Linked DNA regions of Mus musculus: regions 1 and 2 are each linked to region 3. The links are chromatin contacts, found by Hi-C or POLR2A ChIA-PET in ENCODE. All regions are on one chromosome and are shown on one strand. The core of a region is the stretch at or near the end of the contact, and the rest is flanking DNA. Distances in the headings are between cores, read along the strand shown. Region 1 has its middle 3.1 kb from the start of Hmox1. Region 2 holds the start of Hmgxb4 (HMG box domain containing 4). Region 3 holds the start of Tom1 (target of myb1 trafficking protein).

What was found. A loop is a pair of places that touch in the nucleus more often than their neighbours do. ChIA-PET counts read pairs that join two places held with the same protein, here RNA polymerase II (POLR2A).
Region 1: a map of gastrocnemius shows a loop between it and region 3 (2.2-fold over the local background). The contact joins the enhancer-like site here to the promoter of Tom1 in region 3. A Hi-C loop is called at or near these places in 2 of 37 maps with a recorded cell type or tissue (T-helper 17 cell and gastrocnemius). POLR2A ChIA-PET finds 5 or more read pairs at or near these places in 4 of 5 experiments (Patski and embryonic stem cell).
Region 2: a map of left cerebral cortex shows a loop between it and region 3 (7-fold over the local background). The contact joins the promoter of Hmgxb4 here to the promoter of Tom1 in region 3. A Hi-C loop is called at or near these places in 12 of 37 maps with a recorded cell type or tissue (T-helper 17 cell, adrenal gland, gastrocnemius and 2 more). POLR2A ChIA-PET finds 5 or more read pairs at or near these places in 4 of 5 experiments (Patski and embryonic stem cell).

What each region holds. Positions count from the first base shown.
Region 1 is chr8:75,088,345-75,092,673 of GRCm38, forward strand. No RefSeq gene overlaps it. Among named protein-coding and RNA genes, the nearest start is that of Hmox1, 3.1 kb to the right of the region's middle. Within about 2 kb of position 1,272, at least 1 of the 3 ENCODE cell types and tissues checked has a DNase peak (open chromatin) inside an H3K27ac peak, as active enhancers do.
Region 2 is chr8:74,991,151-74,995,369 of GRCm38, forward strand. It overlaps Hmgxb4 (HMG box domain containing 4), which reads left to right and starts at 2,500. Exons shown (of 11, transcript NM_178017.2): 1 at 2,500-2,599.
Region 3 is chr8:75,030,572-75,034,980 of GRCm38, forward strand. Tom1 (target of myb1 trafficking protein) reads left to right here and starts at 3,115. Exons shown (of 15, transcript NM_011622.3): 1 at 3,115-3,256. The coding sequence starts at 3,205. Hmgxb4 (HMG box domain containing 4) reads left to right here. Exons shown (of 11, transcript NM_178017.2): 11 at 1-1,407.

The DNA.
Region 1 (4,329 bases), core at 22-2,521, 56 kb after region 3:
GGGAGGGAAGGAGGGAGGGAGGGAGGGAGGGAGGGAGGGAGGGAGGGAGGACACAGAGTTTTGGGGGGTTTATTATCTTCAGTTCAAAATAATTCTGTACTAATACAGAATATATTAAGGCAACATTATAATCATCTGCAATGAAAAAGAGTTGTATTCACTCTCAAATCAGTAGCACTTAGGAGTCATCCATCTTTCCTTTTTCCTTCTTTCTTTCTCTCTTTCTTTCTTTTTCTTTTTTCTTTCTTTTTTTGAACTATGTTTGTAGACCATGTTGGAGATCCACCTGCCTCTGCCTCCTGAGTGCTGAGATCAAACGTGTGTGCTTCCATTGTCATCTTCAACTAAGCCCTTCTAATAAGTGTAGTGTAATCTCACTGTGCTCTGAATTTTCATTTCACAGGGTTCTTTCTCATCCTAGTGGGGATGTGGTGGTAATCCTTATGTCTCTGGTGAATTAGTGGTTTCTCCTGCTTCTTTCTCCCAAGTGCTGGTTTACAAACATGCACTTTTGTCTCTGTGCAAAAGTTTTCTTGGGGAGGCTAGCAAAGGCTGAGGATAAAAGACTTCCTGGTTCAGGGCTAGAAGTTTCTCCTGTGAGTCTGACACATTTGGTGTGGGGGAGGGCTGGGCCAGGTGTGCTAGGATAAGGGCACTTTACCTGAGGGGTAGCCAAGAGCAGTTGAACGATGTTGACCAGGGGTGGGCAGCTCCCTCCATTACTGTCCTCTGAAGTCATTGGGCAGGAGGAAGAGAAAATGGGGATGGGGGGGGGGAGGCTCCAGCTCTCTATCCAGCTGTCCAGCTGCTGTCTGTTGGAGGAACTGTCATAGGACTAACAGGGGCAGCTGTCATTTGTGCTGTCTTTTGACTTTGAGCAGCTGTTTTATTAGGAATTCTCCTTCTTTGTCCTACGTGTGTGGCAGTACAGCTCTGCCTGCCTGTCAGAGGGTTCTACCTTACTCATGGATGCTTCTGTTAGTAAGATTCCCTGTCTCCATGTCAGCTGTTGAGCATTTTCTCAGCTTTGGACTGTCTGCTCTGTTGATACACAGTGCATATGTAGGCTGCAGAGCCCCACTGGAGTCTCCTGCCTTCCAGGGATAGGGACATGTCCCCCTCCTGGTCTGTCTCAGGCTTAGTGTAATCAGTATGCTTGCTGTCTAGGAGGATTCCTGCCTGAAGACACCCACACAAATTCCCTTACTGCCATCTAACTGGGACAAAAGGCACAAAGAGCTCCACCCCCACCCAGGATTCCAGCCCCCACAGGAGCTGAACTTTGTTTTTCCCGCAGCGGCTGGAATGCTGAGTTGTGATTTCCTCACTGCTCATTTCCTCAGCTGCTTTTATGCTGTGTCATGGTTGGGAGGGGTGATTAGCAGACAAAGGGAAGACAGATTTTGCTGAGTCACCCTCTGTTCCCTCAGCCTCAGCTAGGAATAGTTGGTAAAAGGTTCCGGAACGGCAGGCAGAAGGAAGTGAAAGTTCTAGAAAGGCACAGAAGTTTCTTGTTTAATTTTAAATTGTTTGCAAAGCCCTATCTGAAACACTTCGAACTGGTACACACACACACACACACACACACACACACACACACACACTCACACAGCGTTGCTGCTGTTCCCCCCATGCCTCTCAGTTACAGAAGCTAGCAGTTTCATCCGTCTAATGGAAAGCTTTGGAGTTATGGCTGACTCCTTTCTTAGGTCTGTCCTATTCTGAAATACAGCATGGTTGTCTGTGAGATGAGCTCAGGAGTGTGGGTAGGGTTGGACACTTTCTAGCTTCCTGAGGCTGCCTGTGCATCTCAGCCTTTCGTCTGTGTCCCCCCCATCTTTAGAGGAGGCAGGGTCATCCATCAACTGTGTCTGAACCCATCATGCAATTTGTGATGATCCTGGATCCTGAGGGATGGGCCAGGACAGTGTCATATCTGCCAGACCCTCTGACCATCTTCAGAATCTCTCTCTGGTCCTAATTGTGAGGGTGTGGTGGGGTATTCAGCCAGCCACTGCAGGAGGAAGGAGGGCATGGATTGGGATCTTTCTGGTGCAGGAGGCAAAGGAGTCCAAAAGCCAAGTCAGTGTGTGCACAGGGGAGAGGAGAGAGGCTGAGAGGGGACTAGCACAGTCTGGCATGGCTGCTTCAGTCCCTAAATCCTGTTTAGTTTATCATCTAGCTACATCTGCGGCTCCTAGAGAACAAGCCAAACACCAGGAGTCAGAAACCCAGCATCAGTAAGCGTGTCTCTGAGAGGTGCATAACCGGAGTCCGTGCCTTAGTCTTTGGGTACCCCAGCTCCCCATGTGAAAAGGGGGACTCCTGTTGTGAGTTTCATCTTTCTGGAGACCTTGGAATGACAGGCTCTAGAGCTGCAGACTTCTCATTATTCCCCCTAAAGTCCTAGATCCTCTGTGAAAGAGCTTGGGATAGGGTGACTGGGGGAGGTCTGACTTTCTATTACCAGGACTAGAATTCTGGTTCTGCCATCAATATTGCTGTGTGACAAGAAAATTCCTGGCTTCCCTATTCCTCATTAGAATCAAATAGAATATAGATGTCAATGGCAGCTGTACAGATCTTGTGGGCTGCTGTCAGGGTTAGGAGAGCTTTGGCACACAGCAAGTGTTCTACAAAGGTTGGCTGGGATTGCACCTTTCGATCAGAGCTTGGTTTCAGCCTTTCTGGCACTGTAGTGACATGGAAGCCAGACAGCTGCACCCCATTCTCAAGGGGAGTCCTGATGCAGCCACTCATTCTGACAGTTATTAACTGCCAGCTACTTGCCAGGCACAGACCCCATCCTGGGGATTTACAAAGCAAAATGAACAGTGTCCCTGCCCACCTGCTTTCCAGGTCACCCCGGGGGAAGATGGTCCTTACCAGAAGACCTAGAGAAACACTTGCTTGTTGGCAGTGGTCATGGCCACTTTTCCTGCCAATCCATTCGAAGGCAGAAGATATGCCACCTGCTTTCCAGGGACTGTGAACGTCCTCCTGTTACAGTGAACTCACATCCTTATCTTAAGCCTCAGTGTCCTGGTTTGTAAAGCCAGCTGATACCTGTACTTCTTTGGTGGAGTTCCTGAGAGAGTGAAATGAGTTGTCTGCATGCCGGGTGTGTGTGTGTGTGTGTGTGTGTGTGTGTGTGTGTTCTTCCGTTATTATGAGCTGTTATTCCATTGTCACTGCTTCTCGTGGCAGAGAAATGGCAGCTCTCTTTACCGTGTGCCACAGATTCTTGGGTACATGCAGGTGAGACTTGGCCATCCCATTCCCCTCTGTGGGGAATCAACCCTTGATGGGCAGTTGTTGACTTCCATTCTCCTTCTCTCAGAGTCGAGGACTTAGAACCACCATTTCATTTTAGCCTTAAAAACAGAAGAAGAGCGAGTCATGGTAGTGCACGCCTTTAATCCCAGCACTTGGGAGGCAGAGGCAGGCAGATCTCTGAGTTTGAGTTTTGCCTGGTCTTCTGAGTTTGAGGCCAGCCTGGTCTACAAAGTGAGTTCAAGGACAGCCAGGGCTACACAGAGAAACCCTGTTTTTTTTGGGGGGGGGAAGAAAGAAAATATAATGTCCAAAATTAACTGTAAATCCCTCCTGCTTAGGAACACCAGAGGTAACTACCCGAATGCAGGGAGTTGTAGGTCATGGGAAAGTACTGAGCCTATAGGTTTGTCCTTATAAACCCCTGAAACATGAGGCTCAAGGCCATTATCAGCTGGGAAATCCCAGAGAACATACCTGGTCAAAGTCCATCCCCAAAGGTTAGTATTTAATATTTAAAGCTTGCTTCTAACTTGGCCCAAAATGTTGGAGTTGGTTTTTCTGGAGAATCTCAGGATTAACAAAACAAAGAAACAAAAGAATGAAATCTTTGTTGACATCAAAAGTCATTTTGAGGCTGGAGAGATGGCCTGTGGTTGACAGTACTTTCTGCTCTTACAGAGGACTTGAATTCAGTTGTGAGCATGGGCAGCTCACTACCACCTTAATTCCCAGTTCTAGGGGATCCAATGCCCTTTTCTGGCCTTCTCAGGCACCTATATGCACCCAGCATGAATGCATGCATACATATACATGGGCCTATACACACACATAAAATAAATAATATTCTTTTCATTGTTGTCTTCTCCAGACAGGGTTTCTCTGTGTAACCTCTGCTGTCCTGGAACTCACTCTGTAGACCACACTGGTTCCAAACTCACAGAGATCTGCCAGCCTCTGCCTCCTAGGTGCTAGAATTAAAGGAATGTGCCATCACTACCCAGAAAATAGTAAATACTTTTTAAAGAAATATTTTAAGAAGTAAATACTTTTAAC
Region 2 (4,219 bases), core at 1,250-3,749, 40 kb before region 3:
AAATAAAAATTCATTCTCCTTTCTCAGCTTCTCAGATTGCTTTTATCTTAAGTTCAAGGTTATCCCATAGTCATTGAAGCCTCATCTGGGGCTTTTCCTCTGTACATTTCATTTAGGTGGTGTCTTTGCAGGGTCTTAAGGAGATCTCCTCTTTGGTATCTTATTGGCTGCTTATTTTATCCAGGTATCCCAGGCATTATTATAGCTTTCATTCCTAGAAATTGGATTTGTGTCTCTCTATGATATTTTGATACCTTTATTGATGAACAACTGAAATATCTCAAATTGTCATGTATTAAAGTATTAGGTTTGGTGGAGTCTTGATTTATGTCAACCCAACCAACAACTACAATCAATATGGTGAATGTATTCTTTACGTCCCATGAAGCCGAAGGAGGACTCTGTGAGGTCAGCGCTCATCTCCCACCTTCTGTTGCCAAATTCCACAGAGCCATGCTAGGATGCTCACAGCAGAGAAGCTTCACCCACATGCTTCTGAGGAGGAGCTTGTTCAGAGTGCCTCGGCCTTCTGGACTCCACCACCGATTCCCCTTCCAGCAAAGCAAGTGCCAGCAGGCACCTCATCACAAGAAGCACCGGAGTCATGTTTTAAAGAGCAGGCCTTTCCACCCTTACCTGCATCTGTACTGCTCTTCCCCAACCAACACACCACCACTCACTACAACATGGCTTTATTATTTTCTGCTGCCCTCCCAGCCAGAGTATCAGCTGCTGAGGCTCAAGTACCCTTGACTTTGTTCTCTTGTTAGTGCCCAGCACCTTGCCCAGTGCCTGCTATACCCTGTGCTTTCCATAAGGACTGTTTCAGCGAATAAATGAACGAGTGTATGTTCAGTGATCCAAGAATGATAGTACTGTGGTCAAGAACAGGCTGAGGAGCTGAAGAGATGGCTGCAGGTTAAGAGAATACTACTCTTCCAAAGGACCTGAGTTCAGTTCCCAGCATTCACACTGTACAGTTCATGACTGTCTATAGTCCATCTCCAGGAAATCTGGTGTATTCCTTTGGCTTCTATGAGCATGTGCACACACACCAACAGTTAAAGAAATAGAGGCCATGAATTTGAGAGAAATAAATGGAAAGGGTTGAAAAGAGGGAACATGATCTAATTATATTTATATATAAGAATTAATAGTAGTGCATGATTTTAATCTCAGTGTTCAGGAGGCAGAAGCAGGAGGATTTCTGTGAATTTCAGGCAAGCCTTGTCTACATAATGAGTTCCAGGACAGCCAGGGCTGCTTCCTCCACCCATCCCTCCCGCCAAAACTGCCTACCTCCTGTGACTTTGACAAAGCAAAACAGAAGAGAAATTCCTCCCTAGAGCAGATGAAGGCTGGGTCTTTTCAGTGAGGAGGGCACCAGCTTCTGGTTGCCCTGATGGAGTGAGCACTGTTCACACAGAAGGCTATTATATACTTACACTATGCTACAAAAACAGAGTCTTTATATTAAACCAGGCTCTGGAAATTGTAAATGCTATTGATTTATTGAGTTCTCCTCAATAAATCAGAAGAAACTGTTTTCTCCTGTTTCTTAGAGAAAGAGTAACTTATTTATTTCCATTTTGTGTGTTTTTAGGGGACATTCCTGTGGCAGTCAAACTTGCATGAATCAGTTCTCTCTTTCCACCATGTAAATTTCCGGTGTCAAACACATACCCAGAGATTTGGTGTAAAATATTTTAACCCACTGAACCAATTCACCAGTCCTCTTAACACTTAAACAAAAATTGGTGTGAGCGGTGTAATAATTTGGTGAGAAAACAGCTTGTCTTACAAGTGTATGGTCTTCCACTTCACCTGGGCTACTCTCCAGATGTAAATGCTAAATTACAAATAAATACGGCTATTAACCCTTATCGCTCTGAGTCCGGCAAAGAACAGATTGTCTTGAAATAAACAGCATAACATTCTGTCTTAAATACAAAAGATTTAGGGGTAAAAGGAGAACAAGAAGGGCTACTATTAGGTGACCAGAAAGGACCGAGATTGCGGAGAAGGACCCATGAGTTCCTAAAAGAGAATACAAAGCTAATTGTCTAATTTTAAGTCTGTCATGAAATTTTCGAGGTTTGTATAAGCACGTGGTAGATAAGTACATAAAATTGTAACTGACAGTGAACGTATAAAATCCAAAGCCAAGCTCCATTGCTTCAGAACGACTGTTCTAATTGCATAGAAGTTTACGGAGCTGTAAAGACTTTGGGTTGGGGCAGGTGTTTGGCTACATTAATCTAATTGCCTGATATTTTTTATTCGCAATTTCTTTACAGAAAGATATTTTTATTGAAGAATAAACAGGAGACTTTTGAAATTATTTGTTTAGACCGAGAAGAGATTTCTAGACTAAACCTGCAACGGAGGAGTGTATTCTCAAACGGTACCGCGACCGCGCTCAACAAGCAGGTTTATTCGATGCGCTCGACGCTCTTTCGCCGGCGCGGTAGCCCCGCTGCAGTAGGAGTCTGCGCTCTGGGCTCGACTGAGGCGCCCTTGTTGCTCGCGCTTTTCTCTCCTTCTCCAAGATGGCGGCCGTCGGCGGCGCTGAGGCGGGATCCGAGCGAGCCGAGTGAAGGTAGCGGCGAGCGGAGCCCCCACCAGACCCGTCCGGACCCCCACCCCGGGGCGGCAACGGCCCCGCCCGGCCTCCGCCCACCGCTCCGGCCCCCCGACACCGTCCGGGAGGCGCTTCAGGCCCGCCGCGGCCTAGCTCGGGGGCCAAGCCGGGAACTGGAGTAGCGGCTGCAGCCGCCCCGGGGAAGGGGCTCGAGCGGGCCGCAGGAGGAAGGCGGCGGGAGCTGTTCAAACGGGGAAGGCGGGAAAGCTGCGGGGCCGGGAGGGGGCGTGCGGCCGCCCCAGGGACCCGCGGCCCGCGCCGCCCCTCCCCCTGCGCCGCTGTCTGGGCGCTCCGGGGCGCCGGAGGCCGACGGGACGTGGGAACACGGGTCGGGCGGAGCGCGGCATGGGAGCCGGGGCGCGGGCTACCTGGGGCTGTCAGGAAGAGAGGTCCCGGGCCGGCGGGCGGGAGGGCTGGGCGCGCGGTGAGCGGCGAGCGGGAGAGGATGCCCGGAGCTTCCTGCGCTGCGCAGAGCTTTGTTGAACTAGCGGTTGCAGCAGACCTGCCGAGGTTATCACAGCGGGGACCCCGGGAACGGTGGTCTTGGGGACTGTATGGATAAACGATCTCGTATTGTGTGTGTTCTTTGCGTGCGACTCAGTTTGAACATGCCTTCTTAATTGGAGTCATCTCCATACAGGCCCATTTCCCCCTCCACAACCACTACTTGTAGGTTCACTTTAGTTTATATCATATAGCAGACAAGATATGTCTACCACCCACCCACCCCACCCTTGTTTCCAGTACTGGCTGATTCTATACCCTCGTAGCAAAATACATTTTTAAAAACTGCATCCAAAGTAAAGCCTGTTGATTATGGCTTGTCAAAATTTGGATCGCTGAACTCGTGGAACCGAGTATGTTATCAGCCAATCTGTGCAGTGGTCGTGGTTCCAGTTAGCATTGCAGTGAGAAGATTCAGTGCGCCTTTCTGGCTATGGAGATCTCTGCAAGTTGCGAAGCTGGCAGGGGCTGGAGTGCTGCATAGGTGGGTCCTTGGAAAAGGGTGTGGCAAGAACTCCAACAGATCCAAGAAGGAAGGAAACCCACTGAAGTAAGAATTCACCTGTGCTATCCTAGAAGTAGCAACAAAATATCAGAATCTGCCAACAGCTGGATGTGTTTCTTCCTTTGACTGCATGGACTGGCAATCTAAGTTCCTAAAAACAGCCTTGGAGGAAACTCCCGTCTGGAGGAGACAGACCTTCCTTGCCCAGTTTACTGGGTGGATTTTCTTTCTTTTTCAATTCTCCGATCTGTTCTGGGATGATGATAACGATTAGCGATTGCTGGAACTGAGATTACCTCCAAAAACTTAGTTTCTGAAACTTTTTTTATAGTTAACGCTTTGAATTTCCAAAATAACAAAATTCTACCTTTGAAGATTTTAACTTTTTTCATAATTACTTGTTATCCCAAAAGCCTGTGCTGAAGTTTTATTTTCAAGTGGAATTAACAGCCTGCTTCTCCTTTCTTATACCCTGAAGAAAAGCCTTGGAAGAGCCGAGCCACGGTGTTCACGTTTTCTAAGCATTCGCTATCTATAATGGCATAAACAGTATTAAACAATGAATGAGC
Region 3 (4,409 bases), core at 1,865-4,364:
AAGAGATACCTGTGTCTCCAGTTTTATTGTAACCACGGTTCCACAGAGTCATCGGTACCATCTATAGCCTCAGCTATGTGATTCTTGGCAGCAGAGAAATAAATACCTTGCAGAAACCAAAGCTGTTGGTGCCACCTGTTGAACCTGCTTGTCTGGCCAGCAAGGCTTGGTGTATAAAAACCAAAGCTGCCATCTTCCACTAGCAGCATTGGTTGCCCAACAAATCCTGAGGATTCTGCTGCTTAGCTGTTTGGTGGTTCTTGGTTCAGCTCTGGTTCCCCTGGTGGGTACATTGTGCTCTGCATTCCACACAGAGCTGGATCACAAAGAAGTTCTTGGTTCTCAGGAGGGTTATCTATATGTGCGTGTGAGTGTATATTTTAATTATGTGTATTTAACTCTTTAGAATTTCTTAGATTTTAATTTATCCTGTAAATTTCTGTATATATAATTTAATAACAAGCCTCCACCAGCAGGAGCATGTGGAGCATACAGATTTGTCATTTCTTAATGTCTGTCTAAAAGCTCCAAGACGTCCATATGTTAAGGTGTTGTGACTCAGAAAGGAACTTCATGGCCCTCAATAATGTTAGGAAAGTGAAATAGAAAGGAATGTCACCATTCCTAATTTCCCTTATTCCCAAAGACCCAGACCTGCTTCCCCATTAGAGAGAAGATAGCTGAGTGCTCCAGGGTTGCTTGGGAACTCGGTGAGAGATTCCCTTCCCTGCCAAAACCAAGCTGAGTTAATAACCATGCTTTCTTCTAATGGCCTGGATGGAACGAGGCAGCATCACAGTAAACCTTTGGGGACCATGTAGCCAGCTGGCATCCTAGGGAACTCCTTCCCATAGCCCGACTGCTGTCACAGCTAAGCTTCTCACAGGACTGTGTCAGCTCAGAGCAGTTTTGAGATTTAATCTGAGAAATAGGGAAAGGAACAGAAATATGTGGGAACTGAAATCAAGCAGAGCAGAAATTTCCATTTGAGTTAACATGTCAGAACCTCATTTGACCCTGCAGAAGTTTCCTGTGAGAAATGGTATCAAGGAGAGGCCAGGGAAGACATGTGTGGTAGAGGAAGCAGCCAGTCCTCCATTGCCCTTGCTACAGACAGTAGTGAACTCCTAAGGAGAACCGGCTTTTTCGGGTTTGTTTTCCTCTGAAGCCTAGCCCTGTTGTATTTGTATTAAAGATTTGTACACATTTGTATAATAATCTGTACCTTGTGGTATTTGGTACTATTAGAGGAAAAATTTTGGATTCAGGCCTTCTTGCTGTTTTTATATCATTGTTTTATTTTGTTTTTTTAAATAAATCCTAGTGGTTTGATCCAAATCCTATTACAGTTGTATAAAGAAACAATATTTTGTACTTATATTAAAGATCTCATTTTTAATATTTATAGTCCAGTCTTAGCTGTCTTTTCCCTAATTGGGCTAATCGTAGTCGGTATAACTCTACTCTACCCTGACATTTCTCTATAAGGGAGTGGGGGCTGAAGAGATGGTTCACTGGTGAAGAATATTTCCTGCCCTTGATAAGGACCCAAGTTAGATCCCAACACTCATCCAATTGAATGTAACTCCAGTTTCAGAGGATCAGTCACCCTCTGTAGCCTCCTTAGGCACCAGCACACAAGTGCATATACCCACACAGAGGTACACACACACACACAAACACAAAATTTAAAAATTTTAAAACCAAATCCTGAAATAAAGGTCAAGTTACCATGTTCCTATCTATCCTGGGCCATGCAGCCCTTGGGTCTCAGGTTGAACACACCTTATATGTAAAGGCTCTCAAATATCATTTGCATGTATTATAAAAGGAGAGAATATGATAGTTGTGGCATAGCAAATGAAACCATTTAAAATATTGCTATTGGCCTAAATCAAAAAGTATCCATCAATCTTTTGTCAGAGTTGCATGAAAATTCTATGCCAAAAAACAGACAGTTCATATCCCAGGAGCTTTCCAGAGTCTTGTCTATTTTAAATAAAAAAAAAATGTGATGTCACCTCCTTGTCTCTGAGTCAACAGCCACATGGCCTGAAGTGAATATGTGCTAATACTGTGAACATTGAAATATGGAAATTTGACCTTTCATGGTTAAGGAAAAAGTTAATGGAAAAACAAAATGTTAAAAGTCATAAGTAGCAAAAAAAAAATAATAATAATAATAAGGCTGCATGCTATGATGCACATACTTCTCCAATTCCAACACCCCAGGGATCTGAGTTTGAGGCCAGACAAGGGATATTGTCAAAAAAAAAGGGGGGGTGGGGGGGACTGCAGCACCGGGTTTCAGTGTGGCAAAGTCCTAGGTATGAGCCCTGCCAAAATGGAGGAGGAAGTGTGATGGCCCACAGTACTTGTTTAATCTCAGATTAAATGTGGTGAGAGAATCGATTCCTCCACGTTTTCTTCTGACCTCTCTGTATGCACCATGGAACACACACATATAGAGTTAAAAAAAAATTTAAAAGTTTAAAACATAATGCCTTACAAAGATACAGCAAGGAGGAAGCAACCATTACGGAATGCCTTATGAGTGATTTTCATGTCACCTCAATACTCTGAAAGCATTACATTATGGATATTTACAGCTGAGGGGAACAGATAAGGAAAAAGCACTTTTCCGGTTTGCCAGGTGAGAGCCAAGGCAGATGAGGTGGCTTATGAGGTGAAAGCATTTGCCACAGGACAGGCAGTTCATTCTCTGTCTCAAGAGAGCAAAAACCCAGGCCCTTGCCTCCTCTGGCTCTTGGAGCGGGGAGACATCAAATGGAAATTTCGAGTCCGACTTGGGCAAGGAGGCTGTCATCCTCAGGGCTTGGTCCCCAGGACTAAAGGCTAAGACACTAATACTAATACCTGTCTGAGTATGCGTAACCTGACCCAGGTCTTTCCCTGGCCAGAGACCCAGTTTCAGGATGTCAAGACTTCCAGGCTCCACAGTGGCGCGCACTGAAGCTTCAGGGGCGTGGCTTAGAAGCCGGCCCTCCCAGGCCCCGCCCTGGTGTGGCGTCAGCCACGGCCCAGGGGCAGCCTAGTAGGGGGCGGGGCCTCGTGGCTGCGCTCCAGAGCCCCCGCCTGCCGGCACCACCCCGCGGGCTGGCCAACGGGTCACGTGGCGGGTCGGCGGCGCCGGCGGTTGCTGTCACCTGATTCTGGGAGCTGGTGGCAGCGGTAGCCGCGGCAATGGACTTTCTCCTGGGAAATCCGTTCAGCTCTCCGGTGGGACAACGGATCGGTGAGTCCCCGGAGCCGCGCGCAGTCCCGCCCCTGTGTGCCGCTCTGGCCTTGGCCCTGGGACCTGTCGGAGTCCGCAGTCTGGCAGACAGGAGGGAGGCTAGGCGGTGAGGCTGGCGCGGCGCTCTGGGCTCCGCCCACCCTATGACCCACCTGATTGACAAGAACACGGGCCAATCGGAAGTCTTATATGGGGATTGATGCTTGATGTAGCCAATAGGCAGTGGAAGGAGGCGGTCCTGGGCGGATGTGGTTCAGCCAATGTGTGCGTGCTGGGGTCCGAGTAGAGGGAGAAAGTTTGGGTTAAAGGGACTGCTGTGATGAGAAGGCGTTGGGCCGCGCCACCACCGGGCGCGCGCAGACTAAGAGCCCCTCCCGGGCTGGCGGCGTCTTGATCATTCGCCGCGTCACCGACTCTTCACATTCCGAGACGCCGGGGTGTCTAGGTTCGGCCGCGCCTCTGTCCCCATGGTCGGGAGTCTCGGGTTTATGTGACGTCGCCCCCGTGATGGTCCTCGCCCATAGTTAAAGGGTCATGGCCCAGCCTTCCTGGACTTGTTTGATCATTAAATGCATTAATAAGATAGCACTGAGGATGTTTCCTGGCACATGGCTAACGCCTGTCATTGTCAACGTGTTACCACCTACTGGGGCTGGAGCCCATGGGAAGGTGCCGGCTCCCAGCACCTACTCTCGGGCAAAGGCCAGGCGGCGACGTTTCCCCAGGAATGGGTGGTCTGGGCGTGACATCCATACCCCCTTACCTGAAGGGTCCCGACGGCATTGTGAAATTGGGAAGGCCGAATCTGAAAGCTAAGGCTTCCCCTGAAACTGTTAACCCAGCTCTGTGTTGTAACCAACACTGCAGCTGTTAGTAGCTCTTTTGAGGTTCTCATCAGTTCTCTGCAAGGGAGCTCTGATGCCTGAAGCCCAGGTGCTTCACCATAAATCGTTGTTTGAGACCTGGAAAGAGAAGGCAGTCTTCTTCGCAGATTTCCTATGTAAAACAGGCAAATTAGTCTGGCCTTCAAAGCCAGCCTCAAAGTCCTGAGACTTTTTGGATAAAGTCTTTTGGGTTCAGTCTTTTAAACTGCCTGTCAGTTCAAAGCTCAGCATCTCTCCTGCCCTGAAAGTTGCCTGCCTTGGGCAAGAAA